Linked DNA regions of Homo sapiens: region 1 is linked to region 2. Evidence: read pairs that join two places in POLR2A ChIA-PET (ENCODE). Cell type or tissue: Panc1. All regions are shown on one strand. Each heading gives the region's core, and the rest is flanking DNA. Links, peaks and the distances in the headings are about the cores only. Region 1 holds the start of OR7G1 (olfactory receptor family 7 subfamily G member 1). Region 2 overlaps NFILZ (NFIL3 like basic leucine zipper).

Region 1 (9,267 bases), core at 4,245-6,744, 480 kb after region 2:
TGTCTGAGACAAGTCACCAGGGAAGCACAGCTTCCAAAGAAGGGAAGTGAGTGTTTCAAGGTGCAAAAGTTTGAGATTGTTTATGTAGGCAAAATTCAGGGAAGTTTAACAGAATTTCTTTTTTCTATTTTTTTTTTTTTTTTTTTTGAGACACAGTCTTGCTCTGTTGCCCAGGGCTGGAGTGCAGTGGTGTGATCTCAGCTCACTGCAGCCTCCGCCTTCCAGGTTCAAGTGATTCTCGTGCCTCAGCCTCCTGAGTAGCTGGGATTACAGGCACCTGCCACCACGTCCGGCTAATTTTTGTATTTTTAGTAGAGATGGGGTTTTGCCATGTTGGTCAGGCTGGTCTCAAACTCCTGACCTCAAGTGATCCACCTGCCTCTGCCTCCTAAAGCCCTGGGATTACAGGTGTGAACTACTGCATGAAGCCCAGTTTAACAGAATTTCAACATCTTTAAGGCTTAATGCATAGTTACAATATTTGGTATTATTCTTCTAAACAGTAACAATTGCATTGTGTTGCATTTTAATGCAACTGATTAGTCTGGGTGGTTTTTTCTTTTAGGGAAGGTGTATTTAACATTTTACAATGATGACATAACAGTCGTGGGGTCCTGTGTACCATCTGGTCTGAGTTAGGTACAGGACAGTAAAGGAGGCAGTTAATCTATAACAAAGGTCAGTGACTGGAAGCAGGGAGATCTGGTCTCTGGTCTCTCCCAGTGCTTTATAGAACAAGAACCACAAAGAAGAGCCATTATGGAAAACAGTATAGAGGTTCCTCAGAAAACTAAAAATGGAATTACGATGTGATCCACTAATCCCACCATGGAGAATGTCTCCAAATGACTGAAACTAGGATTCACGACAGAAAAATCAACTGGACACAGAACAAGGCAGTAATCGAGGAAACAGAAAACTGAAACGTATAAAACACATAGAACACAGCAATGGCAGAATTAAGTCTCTCCTAATCAGCAATCATGTTAAAAAATAAAAGGATTGGCCGGGTGCGGTTGCTCACACCTGCAATCCCAGCACTTTGGGAGATTGAAGTGGGTGAATCATAAGGTCAGGAGATCGAGACCAATCTGGCTAACATGATGAAACCCCGTCTCTACTAAAAATACAAAAATTAGCCAGGCGTGGTGGCATGCACCTGTAATCCCAGCTACTCGGGAAGCTGAGGCAGGAGAATTGCTTGAACCCTGGAGGCCGAGGTTGCAGTGAGCTGAGATCACACCACTGCACTCCAGCCTGGGTGATAGAATGAGACTAAAAAAAAAAAAAAAAAGATAAAGGATTAAACTATCCAAACAAAAGGCAGTATTTGTCAGCATAAATACTAAAAATTGATTCAACTATATTTAGAAGAGACTTGTTTTAGACTCGAGACAAAACAGGGTAACAGTAAGAGTATGGATAGACAGATGTATTTCATGCAAATAGTATGCAGATGACAGCTGCGGAGGCTGCACTAATATCAGAAGACAGAATAAAGTCAAAACCATTAAATCAGTCAAAGGAGGACATATATATACATATACTCTTCCTGCTTTTTTGTGGTTATGAAATAAGCGATGTCACTACCTTGCTAACTTTTCTTTTCTCCTGTCTTATTTCACACTCAATATCTTCTTCTCTAACTAAAGTACTTCTCCATGGTAGAACTGTCCTTGTAAAGAAACATTCGAAAGGTTTTCATGACAGCCCCAAGGCAGCAGTGAGTCCTCTAACACGGCAATGATAGAATTACTTTTATTCAATGATGATTCTTTTTCTTTCTTTCTTTCTTTCTTTCTTTCTTTCTTTCTTTCTTTCTTCCTTTCTTTCCTTCTTTCTTTCCTTCTTTCTTTCTTCCTTTCTTTCTTTCCTTTTCTTTCTTTCTCTCTCTCTTTCTTTCTTTCTTGTCTTTTTTTTTTTTTAATTTATTTTTTGAGACGGAGTCTCGCTCTGTTGCCAGGTTGGAGTGCAGTGGCACTATCTTGGCTCACCACAACCTCAGCTTCCCGAGCAGCTGGGACCACAAGGTGCCCGCTACCATGCCCAGCTAATTTTTAAATTTTTAGTAGAGATGGGGTTTCACCATGTTGGCCAGGCTGATCTCGATCTCCTGACCTCAGGTGATCCCCCTGCCTTGGCCTCTCAAAGTGCTGGGATTACAGGCGTGAGTCACCGTGCCCAGCCAAGTAAGATTTTTCTTTTGGTCTCCAAAGGAGATGGGTTAGAATCATAGCAAGGGAAGATGACTGAGGGGGAAAGCGAGAACTTAGATAACATTCTTACAAATAAATCAATGGGACTGTTCTAAACCAAGTAAGATGTCAAAAAAAGATGATCAACCTTTGTCCTTCCTACCTAATAATTATTTATTTTATTCTACAATTCAGGTTTAATAAGTGGATGATAAATGCAACAAGGGGAACAATTCTAATTTCTAAAACAAGAGGGAAAAATATGTGAGAACAATAGCATTATAGGATTTATGATTATAGACTGGTTATGGAACACAATGATTCCACATTATTATACTGAATACTTAGGAGGTGCTGGGCATTGAATTAAGTGTTTGTAGTGCTTATCAGAGTGGAGTTCCCAGCCGGGTGTGGTGGCTCACGCCTGTAATCCCAGCACTTTGGGAAGCAGAGGTGGGCAGATCACCTGTGGCCAGGAGTTCGAGACCAGCTTGGCCAACTTGGGGAAACCCCATCTCTACTAAAAAAAAAAAAAAGAACAAAAATTAGCTGGGCATGGTGGCGCATGCCTGTAATCCCAGCTACTCAGGAGGCTGAAGCAGGAGAATCTCTTGAACCAGGGAGGCGGAAGTTGCAGTGAGCCTAGATTGCACCTTTGCACTCCTGCCCAGGTGACAGGCTCCATCTCAAAAACAAACAAAAAAACAAACAACCAAAAAAACCACCAAAAAACACCAGAGTGGACTTCCCAATAGGAATTATACTTTATATGGTCAGTCTAAGGCTCTCATACTAATCATTTCCCCCTCACCAGGAATTAGATTAAGAAAAAATATATGATCTATCTCTCTGTGGTGAGATTAAAGGTGATATCTTTTGGATTACTCTATGCAATCCCATTTATCAATAGATCTGGGAAGAAGAGTCAGATTTCTGTCTCTGGGCATCATGTCTGGGTATTACGTCTGTATTTGCTACAGCCATCTGGGTCCATGAGGGGAACCAGCCCTAAAAGAAAGCCACAGCCGGGCACGGTGGCTCACGCCTGTAATCCCAGCACTTTAGGAGGCTGAGGTGGGCAAATCACTTGAGGTCCGGAGTTCAAGAGCACCCTGGCCAACACGGTGAAACCCCATCTCTACTGAAAATGCAAAACTTAGCCAGGTGTGGTGGTGTGCACCTGTAATCCCAGCTACTTGGGAGGCTGAGGCAGGAGAATCACTTGAACCCAGGAGGCAGAGGTTGCAGTGAGCTGAGATTGTGCCACTGCACTTCAGCCTGGGTGACAGAGCCAGGCTGTCTAAAAAAAAAAGAAAGCCAAAAGAAGAAGGAGTAAGTGAATTATTCTCTACATTCCCTACCTCTGATATATTTGCAAAGAAATGTAGCTCTCTTTATTATTTGAGTATATTATAATCAACATTTCTTTCACTAAAGCCGACTTCTTCACTGATCAAGATAGAATATCTCACCACTAGGCCGGGCACAGTGGCTCACACCTGTAATCCTAGCACTTTTGGGAGGCTGAGGTGGGCGGATCCAAAGGTCAGGAGTTTGAGACTAGCCTCGCTAATACGGCAAAACCCCATCTCTACTAAAAATACAAAGATTAGCCAGGTGTGGTGGCAGCTGTCTGTAGTCCCAGCTACTGAGGAGGCTGAGGCAGGAGAATAGCTTGAATCTGGGAGGTGGAGTTTGCAGTGAGCTAAGATTGCACCGCTGCACTCCAGCCTGGGTGACAAGAGCGAGACTCTGTCTCTCAAAAAAAAAAAAAAAAAAAGAAAGAAAGAAAGAAAGAAAATCTCACCACTGAAATAATCTAATGATAGCAATTTTATTGATGATAAAACTGAGGGTAGTAAGTAGACGTTGATGTTGACCTGCACAGACAGTTTAGCAGTGACCGGGCTCTAAAATTACAGAATTCTGGTATCAACAATCAGCTCCCATTTTGCACAATAGGTTTCACTCTGGCATGCATTTCATATGGCCCTAAATATTCAATCAGGCAGTATCAATTCTGTGTTGCGAACACAGCCTTCTTTGGATTCTTGCCCTGACCTGTGAGACGCCTCCTGCTTTTCTTCCTCTGAGAATATTTACCAACCAAATCACTGTAACACTTGCCACAGGTTAACTTTTTAAACACCGCATGCAAAGAAACTGAGCTTTGAGAATAGAATTCATTTTTGACACATGACAGAGCTCCAAAAGAGGCAAGATTTCAACAACAACAACAAAAAACACACACACACATCCATGATGCAGACTAGTCACTTTAAGAAAATCTTGAAAGGTCGGGCGCGGTGACTCACGCCTGTAATCCCAGCACTTTGGGAGGCCAAGGTGGGCAGATCACTAGGTCAGGAGATTGAGACCATCCTGGCCAACACGGTGAAACCCCATCTCTACTAAAAAAATACAAAAAATTAGCCTGGCATGGTGGCGGGCGCCTGTAGTCCCAGCTACTCAGGAGGCTGAGGCAGGGGAATGGCGTGAACCCAGGAGGCGGAGGTTGCAGTGAGCGGAGATCGTGCCACTGCACTCCAGCCTGGGTGACAGAGCGAGACTCTGTCACAAAAAAAAAAAAAAAGAAAGAAAGAAAAAGAAAATCTTCATGATGCAAGAGTCAGGCACTCTGGCTTACCAAGGAATCCTGTCATGTTGATTCCTTTTAGAAGCTTCAGTTCAAAGCAGAGCACAAAGATCACAAAAAAGAAAGTAGGTCAGGCATAGTGGCTCATGCCTGTAATCCCAGCACTTTGGGAGGCCGAGGTGGGTGGATTACCTGAAGTCAGGAGTTCGAGACCACCCTGGCCAACCTGGTGAAACCCCATCTCTACTAAAAATACAAAAAAAATCCAGGTGTGGTGGTGTGTGCCTGTAATCCCAGCTACTCGGGAGGCCGAGGCAGGAGAATTGCATGAACCCGGGAGGCGGAGTTTGCAGTGAGCCGAGATCGTGCCACTGTACTCCAGCCTGGGCGACAGAGCGAGATTCTGCCTCGAAAAAAAAAAAAAAAAGTAAATCTCGATGCAAGAGTCAGGCACTCTGGCTTACCAAGGAATCCTGTTATGATGATTTATTTTAGAAGCTCCAATTCAAAGCAGAGGACAAAGATCGCTAAAAAGGAAACAGCCTACCAATAAGTTTCCTCAAAGCTTTCTTCATCTCCTTATTTCTCAGGCTGTAGATGAAGGGGTTCATCATTTGAGGGACCACAGTGTACATCACTGAAGCCACAGCAGTAATTCGGGAAGACTCAGCAACAGCAGAACTAATGTACACCCCAAAAGCTGTCCCATAGAACAAGGAAAAAACAGAGAGGTGACAGCCACAGGTGGAAAACGCTTTATACTTTCCTCTTGCTGATGGCATTCTCAGAACAGAGGTGACTATTTGAGAATAAGAGAAAATTATTCCAGAGAGAGGAATTGCACCAAATACACTACTTGCAAAATATATGAGGATGTTGTTGATGAGGGTGTCAGAACAGGCGAGCTTGATGACCTGAACGACTTCACAGAAGAACAAAGGGATTTCAACGTTTTTGCAGAAGGACAGCTGCAATACCATCAGACTCTGAACCAGGGCATCCATAGTGCTCATGAACATGGAGAGAAGAATCAGCAAGCCCCAGAAATGGACATTCATGAGGACTGTGTACCTCAGTGGGTGGCAAATGGCCACATAGCGGTCGTAGGCCATGACTGCAAGAAAGCAACTTTCCAAGCCAGCAAAAACCAAGACAAGACAGATCTGGGTGAGGCAGCCTGTGTAAGTGATACTCTGATTCTGAGCTTGGATGTTCACTAGGATCTTTGGGACTGTGGTTGTGGTTAAACAGATGTCAGTAAAGGAGAGATTAAAGAGAAGGAAGTACATGGGGGTGTGGAGGTGGGAGTCAGAGATGACAGCCAGGAGAATGAGCAGGTTCCCCAGGATGGTGACCAGGTACATGGACAGGAACAGGCTGAAAGGGATTAACTTCAGTTCTGGGTCCTCTGTCACTTTCATGAGAAGAAATTCTGAAACAGCTGTTTGGTTTCTGGGTCCCATGTTTTTGATGATCAAAAAATGGGATAATTAGACAATCAAATGTGTTTTCTAGACTGCGGGAGCAACGTCAACAGAGGCAAACACCATCTTGAAAAGGGGTAGATTCTAAGGGAAGAAAATAAATAAGTGTTGCCTTTTGTATTGATATTACTTTACTGCTTTTACAAAACTTGAAGCTAATACAGCACAGCATCAATAATTGTTAATTCTGGAAATGGTTAAGGGGTCATCATTTTTTATTTTTATTTATTTATTTTTTAAATTTATTTATTTATTTTTGAGACAGAGTCTTGCTCTGTGGCCAGGCTGGAGTGCAGTGGCTTGATCCTGGCTCACTGCAACCTCTGCCTCCTGGTTTCAAGCAATTCTCCTGCCTGAGCCTCCCAAGTAGCTGGGATTAAAGATGCTTGCCACAACACCTGGCTAATTTTTGTATTTTTAGTAGAGACGGGGTTTTGCCATGTTGGCCAGGCTGCTCTCAAATGCCTGGCCTCAAGTGATCTGCCCAACTTGGCTTCCCAAAATGCTGGGTTTACAGGCGTGAGCCACCACGCCCAGCCTCATCTTTTTTTTTTTGAGATGGAGTTTCGCTCTTGTTGCCCAGGCTGGAGTGCAGTGGCACAAACTTGGTTCACTGCAACCTCCGCCTCCCAGGTTCAAGCGATTCTCCTTCCTCAGCCTCCTGAGTAGCTGGGATTACAGGCATGTGCCACCACTCTGCTGTTCTGATTATTAAAAATATTTGGTAATGAAAAAACAAAAAATAAATAAAATAAAACAAAGTACATACCAGGAAAACGGCTGGAAGACTCTGTCTGGACCCCCAGAGACTTCACGCCAGCCAACAGAAATAATACAAAGCTGTGTCAAGAACCAGGAAAGGAGAATCGCTTGAACCCAGGGGGCGGAGGTTGCAGTGAGCTGAGATCATGCCATTATACTCCAGCCTGGGCAACGGAGCAAAACTCCATTAAAAAAAAAAAAAACACCACAGGAAAGTGAAGATAAGGTGAAGTTTAGCAAGCTGCTCACCTCCTCTCCCCCACAAGACTGCAAGTAAATTACAGAGAATTTTATAACAGTCATCCTGTTTTCAAAGAAAATGGTAACTACAGAATTCAGGATAGTGTATTTGTTGCTGGAAGAAAACAAGGTGATTTGAGTAGAAAATCCTACAGGTAGGTTCTATGGTGATGACATTAACTTATTTTTAATGCCAGATAGGTATATGCGGTTTTATCATGTTACTATTCTCTCAGAATTACAGATAGATTTTTTTTTTTTTCCTGAGACAGTGTCTCGTTCTGTCGCCCAGGTTGGAGTGCAGTGGCACGATCTCGGCTCACAGCAAGCTCCGCCTCCCAGGTTCACGCCATTCTCCTGCCTCAGCCTCCTGAGTAGCTGGGACTACAGACGCCCGCCACCACGGCCGGCTAATTTTTTGTATTTTTAGTAGAGACGGGTATCACTGCGTTAGCCAGGATGGTCTCCATATCCTGACCTTGTGATCTGCCCACCTCCGCCTCCCAAAGTGCTGGGATTACAGGCGTGAGCCACTGTGCTCTACACTACCTACAGATAGATAGATTTTATGCATTACTTTGTATATGATAATGTAACAAGTATGATTAAAGAAAGACCCTTCATATTCTAACCCTAAATATGTTTTCTCATGTTCTCCTAATATTAAAGTTAGGAGTGTCAGGCTTCAGAGGTTATCAGCATCTCTCCAAGTGCTTATTAAAAATTCTCATACCTCACACATTTCTCAGAGATTTAACACCAGTAGTTCTCGGGCAAGGCCAAGAACCTTCTCTATGAGGAAAGGTCTCGGGTGGTTCCTCTCTGTGTCTGTTCTGTGGACACCAACAGAGGAATCTCAGTCCTAGGAGACTCTATGAGTGCTAGAATAGGAGCTGCGTTCCAGATATGTAAGAGCTTTTTGTTTTGTTTTGGGGGTTTTTTAGAGACAGGATCTTGCCATGTTGCCCAGGCTGGTCTCAAACTCCTGGCCTCAAGCAATCCTCACGCTTCAGCCTCCCAAGTAGCTGGGACTACAGCCACGAGCCACCATGCCTGGCTTCCCAGATATTTTGGTGAAAATAAAGCCAGCTCCTCAAGCTCCAAAGACAGCTGCAACAGAAGACTCTCCACCCACTCCTTTGATTCTCTTTTGACACCTCCATTGTTTGCTCCTCACACTTAGAGAGATAATTCTGACTGATGATCCTGCGTGTGTGTGTGTGTGTGTGTGTGTGTGTGCTTATAGAAAAAAATTATGCCCCAAAATCTTGCCAACTTCCATTTTCTCCTGTCTTGTCTTACACTCGACATCTCCTTCTCAAATGAAAGTATTTCTCTACAGAGTAATCTTCCTAGTGAAGACACAGTAAACAGTTTTGCACGGGAGCACTGAGACTACAGCTAATCCTAAAATTATACAATTAGAATATATTTGTGTAATATACATATAATTATACATATAGAGGATTATATATATATGTATATCTCCAGGTGTGGTGGCACTCACTCATTTGTAGTTCCAGCTACTCAGGGTCGCTGAGGCCCAGGAGTTCAAGGCTGCAGTGAGCCATGATCGTGGCACTGCACTCCAGCCTGAGTGACAGAGTGAGACCCTGTCTCTAATAAACAAGTAAATAAAAATAAAATTTAAAAAGAAAATTTCTATTACAAATAGACTCTCTTCACAGCAGACCTACAGAAAGACCGTCGGTTTTCTCTGAGCACCATGTCTGAATATGATGCCTACATTTCTGCAGACATCTGTTTGCAAGAGGAAAATCAGCACAGACATGGAGCCATCTTCCCGAGGCTTGCATGAATCCCCACACTACTGCTCCCATGCATTTCTTACCCCTGAAGTTCTTGTCATAAAAAATAACTCTGTTTCTTATTCATGTAAATTATAGTCAGAGTTTCTTTCTCTTATAAGAAATAAAAGCTTCTGGCTGGGCACAGTGGCTCATGAATGCGGTGGTCACTGGTACATTGT
Region 2 (9,267 bases), core at 1,491-3,990:
GGTTCAAGCAATTCTTCTTCCTCAGCCTCCTGAGTAGCTGGGATTACAGGCACACACCACCATGCCCAGCTAATTTTTGTATTTTTAGTAGAGACAGGGTTTCACCATGTTGTCCAGGCTGGTCTCAAACTCTTGACCTCAGGTGATCCGCCTGCCTCAGCCTCCCAAAGTGCTGGGATTACAGGCATGAACCACTGCACCTGCCTTTTTTTTTTTTTTTTTGAGACAGAGCCTTGCTCTGTCACTCAGGCTGGAGTGCAGTGGTGTAATCTTGGCTTACTGCACCCTCTGCCTCCTGGGTTCAAGGGATTCTCCTGCCTCAGCCTCCTGACTGATTGAGATTACAGATGTGCACCACCATGCCCAGCTAATTTTTTGTATTTTCAGTCGAGACGGGGTTTTACCGTGTTGGCCAGACTGGTCTTGGATTCCTGACCTAAGGCGATGCACCCACCTCGGCCTCCCAAAGTGCTGGGATTATAGGTGGAAGCCAACGCGCCCGGCCTCCTTTACTTCCTTAATAAGCTTGCTTTCACTTTACTCCGTGGACTCTCCCTGAAATCTTTCTTGCGGGGGACCTAAGAACCCTCTTTTGGGGTCTGGATCGGGACCCTTTTCCAGTAAAAGTTGGTGTTATTGGCAGTGAGGTAGGGAAGCTGCGGCTAAGCTGAGGCTGCACAGGGAAGGTGTCTTGACCTTGAACTTGACACCTTGACCTTGGACCCTTGCCTAGGCTCTGAGGGCCAGCTCCTTTCCCTCTCTCTACCTTCCCCCACCTCTGGCTCTTGGAAGTGCACCTGCAGCTGCTGTGGGAGGAGCCCTCCAGCCGCCCTGAGGATGGTTTCCTGCCTCCCTTCCTGCCCCCTCTGAAGACCAACTTAGCTATGCCCAACTCAGCTCTTGTCCTGGGACAAGGCCCCCTGCCTCCTGGTCAAGGGAGCAGGGTCCTGGGGAGGGAGAGACAGATGTCGAGGCTGGACAGGAGGTTGTGGAAGGGGAGGAAGTGGATTTGGGAGTATAGCTTTCTTTCTTACTCAGTTATCATTAGTATAACTTTTCTCCCTTCCTTCCTTCCTTCCTTCCTTCCTTCCTTCCTTCCTTCCTTCCTTCCTTCCTTCCTTCCTTCCTTCCCTCCCTTCTTTCCTTCTCTCTCTCTCTTTTTTGCTTTCTTGCTTGCTTTCTTGTTTCCTTTTTTTTTTGAGATAGAGTCTTGCTCTGTCACCCAGGCTGCAGTACGGTGGCGCCATCTCGGCTCATTGCAACCTCCACCTGCCAGGTTCAAGCGATTCTCCTGCCTCAGCCTCCCAAGTAGCTGGGACTACAGGTGTGTGCTATCATGCCCAGCTGATTTTTGTATCTTTGGTAGAGAAGGGGTTTCACCATGTTGGCCAGGCTGGTCTTGAACCCCTGGCTTCAAGTGATCCACCCCCTTGGTCTCCCAAAGTGTTGGGATTACAGGCGTGAGCCACCCTGCCTGGCCTCTTTTTTTTTTCTTTTTGAGACAGGGTTTCACTCTGTTGCCCAGGCTGGATTGCAGTGGTGCAATCCAGCCTTGAATGTCTGGGCTCAAATGATTCTCCCACATCAGCCTCCTGAGTAGCTGGAACTATCGGCGCATGCCGTGACACCCAGCTAATTTTTATTTTTTGTAGAGATGGGATCTCTCTCAAATTCCTGGCCTCAAGTAATCCTCTTGCCTCAGCCTACCAAAATGCTGGGCCTTATTATTGTAATGTTTTTTCCTTTCATTTAAGTAAAAATTAAAGTGTAATTTACTGGCCAGGTGTGGTGGCACAGGCCTATAGTCCCAGCACTTTGGGAGGCTGAGGCGGGCGGATCGCTTGAGCTCAGGCATTGGAGATCAGTCTGGGCAACACAGTGAGACCTTGTCTCTACAAAAAACAAAACAGAAAATTAGCTGGGCATAGTGGTGTGCATTCGTAGTTCCAGCTAATTGGGAGGCTAAGGTGGGAGGATCACTTGAATCCGGGAAGTCGAGGCTGCATCAAGCCAAGATGGCCCCACTGCACTTTAGCCAAGACCCTATCACAAACAAACAAACAAACAAACAAACAAACAAACAAACAAAAAAACAAAAAAACCAGTGTAATTTACTGACAGTGAAACCCATACATATTAGTATACGATTCTGTGATATTTGACAAACCACACAACCCTATAACCACAACCTCAATAGAAATACAGAATACCGGCCAGGCCTGGTGGCTCACACTTGTAATCCTAGCACTTTGGGAGGCTGAGGCGGGTGGATCACTTGAGGTCAGGAGTTCAAGACCAGCCTGGCCAACATAGTGACTCTCTGTCTCTACTAAAAATACAAAAATTAGCCGGGCATGGTGGTGGGCACCTGTAATCCCAGCTACTCAGGAGGCTGAGGCAGGAGAATCGCTTGAACCTGGGAGGCGGAGGTTGCAGTGAGCCGAGATCATACCACTGCACCTCAGCCTGGGCAACAGAGCAAGACTCCATCTCAAAAAAAAAAAAATTAAAAAAAAAAAAAAAGAAATACAGAATACCTTTTTCCCTCCCAATTCCTGCAATTCCTGCGTGCCCCTCTGGAGTCAATTTCTCTCCCTCAGTCCCAGCCCCTGGCCCCTGCTGACTTCCTCTCTGTTGCTATATTTCTGCCTTTTCCCAGGATATTATGTCAATGGAATCGTACCATAGGCAGCTTTTGGCGCATACTTCTTCCAGGCAGCAGAATGCATTTGAGGCTTATTCACGTTGTTGGGTGTAGCATTTTTTGTTTCTTTTACTGTTGAGGAGTCCCTGGTATGGATGTGTCACCATGCATCCATTCATTTGTTGACAGACACGTGAGTTGTTTCCAGTTTTGGTGACGAATGCCCAAATTCATAGGCGATGATAAATAATGTGCCAGACGTTGATGTGCAAGTTTTGGTGTGAGGGTAAGTTTCCATTTCTCTACGGTGAATACCTATGAGTCCTTATTCTCTCTCTCTGTCTCTGACTTTCTCTTTCTCTCTTTATTTATTTGTTTATTTATTTTTATTTATTAGACAGGGTCTTGCTCTGTCACCCAAACTGGAGTGCAATGGTGCAGTCTTGGCTCATTGCCACCTCTGCCTCCTGGGCTCAAGCTATTTTCCTGTCTCAGCCTCCAGAGTAGCTGGAATTACAGGTGCGCACCACCACACCCAGCTGATTTTTGTATTTTTAGTAGAGAGGGGGTTTCACCGTATTGCCCAGGCTGGTGTTGAACTCCTGGCCTCAAGTGTTCTACCCGGCTCATCCTCCCAAAGTACTGGTATTACAGGCATGAGCCACCACACCCAGCCAAAACCAGCCTTTTAAAAAAATTTTATTTTCGGCTGGGCGCGGTGGCTCATGCCTGTAATCTCAGCACTTTGGGAGGCCGAGGCGGGTGAATCACGGGGTCAGGAGTTCGAGACCAGCCTGACCAACATGGTGAAACCCCGTCTCTACTAAAAATACAAAAATTAACTGGGCATGGTGGCACACGCCTGTAGTCCCAGCTACTTGGGAGGCTGAGGCAGGAGAAATGCTTGAACCTGGGAGGCGGAGGTTGCAGTGAGCCGAGATTGCGCCATTGCACTCCAGCCTGGGCAACACAGCGAGACTCCATCTTTTTTTTTTTTTTTTTGAAACAGAGTCTTGCTCTGTCGCCCAGGCTGGAGTTCAATGGCGCCATCTCGGCTCACCGCAACCTCTGCCTCCTGGGTTCAAGCAATTCTCCTCCCTTAGCCTCCTGAGTAGCTAGGATTACAGGCATGCACCATCATGCCCAGCTATGTTTTTTTTTTTAATTTTTATTTTTAGTAGAGACGGGGTTTCACCATGTTGGTGAGGCTGGCCTTGAACTCCCGACCTCAGGTGATCAGCTTGCCTTGGCCTCCCAAAGTGCTGGGATTACAGGCGTGAGCCACCATGCTTGGCTAATTTTTGTATTTTTAATAGAGGTGAGGTTTCACCCTTTTGCCCAGGCTGGCCTCGAACTCCTGACCACAAGTGATCCGCCCACCTTGGCCTCCCAAAGTTTTGGGATTACAGGCATTAGCCATTGCGCCTGGCCTATATGGAGGCTTTTGTATGGAGAGACAGGACACTGGTCCCCTGGATACTGGAGGGGGACAGTCAGGGATAGAGCTGGGGCCAAGGGGAAGATATAGAAGTGCGAATCAGGTGAGGTATAGGACAGGGTGCCTGGAGGGGAGGCCAGAATCTTCATTCTAACCAAATCCTTGCCTAGTTTTTAAAAAAATGGGCAAGGCTGAATGTGGTGGCTCATACCTGTAGTCCCAGTACTTTAAGAGGCCAAGGCAGAAGGATCACTTGAGCCCAGGAGTTCGAGGCTGCAGTGAGCTAGGACTGTGCACTCCAGCCGGGTGTGATGACGCACACATATAATCTCAGCTCTCAGAAGGCTGAAGCAGGAGAGTCACTTGAATCCAGGAGGCAGAGATTGTAGTGAGCTGAGATCACACCACTGCACTCCAGCCTGGGCAATAGAAAAAAAACCAAAACCAAACCAAAACAAAACCTTAAACACAAAGTTACCATAGAACTCAGCAACTCCTGAGGTCAGGAGTTCGAGACCAGCCTGACCAACATGGTGAAGCCCCTTCTCTACTAAAAATACAAAAATTAGCAGGGAATGGCGGTGCATACTTGTAGTCCCAGCTACTTGGGAGGCTGAGGCAGGAGAATAGCTTGAACTGGGGAGGTGGAGGTTGCAGTGACCCGAGATTGCACCACTGCTCTCCAGCCTAGGCGACAGAGTGAGACTCCATCTCAAAAAAAAAAAAGGCCGAGTGCAGTGGCTCACGCCTGTAATTCCAGCACTTTGGGAGGCTGAGGCATGTGGATCACCTGAGGTCAGGAGTTTGAGACCAGCCTGACCAACATAGTGAAACTCCATCTCTACTAAAATACAAAAAATTAGCCAGGCATGGTGGCAGATGCCTGTAATCTCAGCTACTTGGGAGGCTGAGGCAGGAGAATCACCTGAACCAGGGAGGCGGAGATTGCAGTGAGCTGAGATTGCGCCACTGTACTACAGCCTGGGCGACAAGAGCAAGACTAAAGATGGTCTCAAAAAAAAAAAAAAAAAAAAAAGAAAAGAACAGAAAAAGAAAAACAAAAAGCCTCCACATAGTCCCCTTGCTCTTGTAGAACAGAGAAGGACTTCATAGACCTTTCCCCAACACAGGTTAGTGCCAGCATGACCTTGCCAGGCCACCTTAATAGAGCAAAGATCAGTAGATGCTATGGGAAGTCAAATTTTCTCAACATTAGAAACTCTTTCCAACACACAGAAAAATGGAAAGAATTGGGCACAGGCACACTCACCCCTAGATTCTACAACGAACTCATTGCCATTCCGCGGTAAACGCTAAGCCAGGCGTCACACGCTATGCTGTGTGATGCTAGAAGTGCGCACACTTATCCTGTTGGTGGTGGAATTTACACGTGCGTTCATGAGTGTGCACGTGCGTTAGCCGCTGTGTGCATTTGTGGGCGTGCAAAGGGATGTGCCTGGGGGAAAACCTCACACAGTGGTTAGGAAGCCTGTGCAGTTGAACTGTGGGGGCTCCCGTCTTGCTTCTGCCACTTAAGGACTGTGGGGCCTTGGGCGAATTGCCCAACTTCTCTCCTGCCCGTTTCCTCTTTCAGTGTGGATTCATTCATTCAACAAATATTTACGGAACGAACACCTCCTGCGTGCCAGGCTCCATTCCAAGCACTGGGGGTTGCAGCGGCGAACAAAACAGACCCAAATGCCTGCCCTGGTGGGCCAGGAAGGCAGAAATAAAGATGAAGAGTTGGTCAAGTCTGCAGTATGTCACAGGGTGGTAGGGCTGCGTTTGTGTACATGGGGAAGAGGCTGCAGCTTTAGAGGTGGGGGGACCTCCCGGGGAAGGTGAGGAGAGTGAGGTGCTTCTAGGGGGATGGAGGGGAGGGGAGAGTCTTTCTGGCAGAGGGCAAAGCAAGTGCAAAGGCCCTGAAGCAGGAATTTACTTTGCTGTTTTTTTTTTTTTTTTTGAGATGGAATCTCGCTCTGTTGCCCAGACTGGAGTGCAGTGGCACAATCTTGGATCACCGCAACCTCTGCCTCCCGGGTTCAAGGGATCCTCCTGCCTCAGCCTCCGAGTAGCTGGGATTACAGGCGCACACCACCATGCCCAGCTAATTTTTTGTATTTGTAATAGAGACAGGCTTTCACCACATTGGCCAGGCTGGTCTCAAACTCCTGGCCTCAAGTGATCTGCCCGACTCGGCCTCCCAAAGTGGTGGGATTGCAGGTGTCAGCCACTGAGCCCGGCCTACTTGGCTGTTTAAGGAACAGTGAGGAGGTCCATGTGGTTGGAGCAGAGTGATAGAAGGGGTGAGAGGAAGGAGGGCAAAGGCAGAGAGGTGACAGTGGGTGTTGTGGGGAAGGAGAGCTTGCAAGATCTCAAGAGTTACAGGCATGGCAGGCCAGGCATGGCGGCTCACACCTGTAACCCCAGCACTTTGGGAGGCTGAGGCAGGAGGATCATTTGAGCCTGGAAGTTTGCGACCAGCCTGGGCAACATAGCAAGACCCCTGCCTCTACAAAAACAAAACAAAACAAAACAAAACGCAACAATTAGCCAAGTATGGTGGCATGTGCCTGTAGTCCCAGCTACTCAGGAGGCAGGAAGATCGCTTGAGCCCAGGAGTTTGAGGCTGTAGTGAGCTATGATCGCACCACAGCAATACAGCCTGGGTCACAGAGCCAGACCATCTCTTAAGAAAATTAAAAAAAAAAAAAAAAGATTTGCAGAAAGTACTCAAGCTTTTACCCTGGGATGTGTTGAGGGTGTCCTCTCTGGCTGCTGGGTGGATGATAATAGCACCTACCTGAAGGAGTTGTTGGAAGGACGACATGAATTAATATGTGTAAAGTGATAGGCCAGTGTCTGGCATATACCACACATGGGGTAAGGATTAGTTTATTTTTATATGCGGTAGGCGTGTGTGTGTTGGGTGTCTCTGGGCGGCAGCTGAGCCAGGTGGCCATTAGTGAGTTTGTTGTTGTGAAAGAATCTCTCTAACACTATTTAAAAAACCCTGCTGGGTGTTTAAAAGCCCTACTGGGGTTGCCATGTTTTGGCTGGGTCCCGGCTCTTTTGTATAACAGATGTTACCCAGATGTCAGCTGGGGTCAATAGAGCCTCAGAGATTTGGCGTCTGCCTCTCTCCCACGACCTGTGGGAAGCCTGGTGCCCTCTGTGAGATGCTTGTGAATTCCCAGGGCCTCTGTTCTCATGGTTGCGTCTTGGCCTGAGTTCCTGCCCGCTGAACTCTTGCCCTCACCCACCTTCCTGGGGCCAGTGCTTTGCGGGTGAACCGGTCCTGTGTTCTTGATTTTCCCCCAGATCACTCTTGCACATGGACTGCCTGCAGGTTGCCTCTCAAGATACTGTGCTCTCCCAGTCTGGCCAATGTAGCAAGAACCTATTGTTCCTGCTGTAGTTTTTTTTTTTTTTTTTTTTACCATTGCTTGAGCTTCTGCATAAGATGTTGCTTGACAAAGCATTCCACCACCAACAGGAAAAGTTTACACACTTGTTGCATAACACAGCATAGAGCGTGATGACCGGCTTGGAGTTTACCAGGCTGTCCTGTGAAGGGGAAGTTCACTTAGGACACCCGGGGCCAATGGCTGTGAGCAGCAGAAGGTGCCTTTGATGTCAAGCTGTCTTGAACGCTGCTGCTCCCGGGTGGGTAAGAGCTGGCACAGTCCAGAAAAATTGAGGCGGCGACACGATGAGAGACAGCAACCCATCCCCAGACAAACCTCAAGAGACCAGAAGCAGCCACATTGCACCAGACTTCTGGAAAATTAGGCAAGCGTTGGCAACAGAATATGTTGTGGACTCTTCTCACAGTTTCTGTAATCATTAACTGCTTTCTCAGGGTGTGGATATTCAAGGACCAGAGGTCAAAGTTACAGCAACAGCACCTTGCAAGGGGCAGGGGTGAGGAGAACCTCCTTGGGCAGGTCGTGCTGTATGGGATAAGCCCAGAACTGGTTTAGTTCTGAGACGAGGGTGCAGATAGTATTGGAAAGATGCATATCACTCAAGCCTGGAAGAAGACCAGGGTTACACTTAACCTTGACTGCAGTTCAATGCCTCGGTAATATGGACTGAATTGTAACTAAGACTGTTCTCTGCAAGGTTTGCTTGGTTTCTGCATCTTTGTAATTGTAGCATTTGGTGTTCACTTGAAGGATGGGTCTTCAAGAGCATATTCTCCAATGTTTCTTTCTCACGGCTCACCACAACCTCGACCTCCCAGGCTCAAGTGATCCTCACACCTCAGCCTCCCGCGTAGCTGGGACTACTGGCATGCACCACCACACCTGACTAATGTTTGTTTTTTTTTTGTAGAGATGGGGTCTCCTTATGTTGCTCAGGCTGGTCTTGAACTCCCAGGCTCAAGCAATCCGCTCACCTCAGCCTCCAAAAGTGCTGAGATCACAGGCGTGAGCCATCATGCCTGGCCTCTCCAGTGTTTCTTAAATGTTTCTGGACCACATACTTGTTTAGGAATTCACCCAAATCTAAAGACCACTGCTGGCCCATTGCCAAAATTCCTCCCACCCCAAATATATTTACCCAAAAGATTTTGCAGATAGTTGTATGGTATTGTGGTGCTGCAAAATTTTATCCACAGAGCCCATTCCAATTCTGGGTTCATAACCTCTGATCTAGCTTGGTTCTCTTATTTTACACATGGGGAAACTGAGTCAAAAGAGCACAAAGACTTGCTCAGGGTTATGAAGACACTTCATGACAGCCCTTGGTGTCAGAGTAAGAACTGGATGTGAGTTCCCTTACCAGCTGAGATGTCTTCTCTCTGTGCCTCAGTTTCCCTATCTGCAAAGCCAGGATAATAATAGCACTTACTTGGTAGGGATGCTATGAGGATCACATGACACATATGTGAAGCATTTAGAACCAATGCCTTAATAAATGATAGCTTTTTTTTTTTTTAGAGAGAGCTTCTCACTCTGTTGCCCAGGCTGCTGGAGTGCAGTGGCACAATCACACCTCATTGCAGCCTCAAACTCCCAGGCTCAAGGGATCCTTCCATCTCAGTTTCCTAAGTAGCTGGGACCACAGATGTGCACCATCATGCCCAGCTAGTACTTTTTTTTACATTTTATGTTTTTTGTAGAGACAGGGTCTTGCTATGTTGGCCAGGCTGATCTTGAACTCTTGGGCTCAAGTGATC

What was found. Peaks named below come from ENCODE experiments on the same cell type or tissue, not always from the same donor. Only the 100,000 strongest peaks of a DNase experiment are listed, where the experiment ranks them.
Region 1: POLR2A ChIA-PET joins it to region 2 with 6 read pairs; 2 of 35 experiments call an interaction of 5 or more read pairs at or near these places.

Annotation. Positions count from the first base shown.
Region 1 is chr19:9,109,510-9,118,776 of GRCh38, forward strand. OR7G1 (olfactory receptor family 7 subfamily G member 1) reads right to left here and starts at 6,254. Exons shown (of 1, transcript NM_001005192.2): 1 at 5,319-6,254. The coding sequence starts at 6,254. The coding sequence ends at 5,319. In Panc1, for the core only: no CTCF peak of the experiment used is centred there; no DNase peak of the experiment used is centred there.
Region 2 is chr19:8,632,817-8,642,083 of GRCh38, forward strand. NFILZ (NFIL3 like basic leucine zipper) reads left to right here. Exons shown (of 6, transcript NM_001378600.1): 3 at 2,834-2,930. Among named protein-coding and RNA genes, the nearest start is that of NFILZ, 6.8 kb to the left of the region's middle. In Panc1, for the core only: no CTCF peak of the experiment used is centred there; a DNase peak (open chromatin) is centred at 2,865.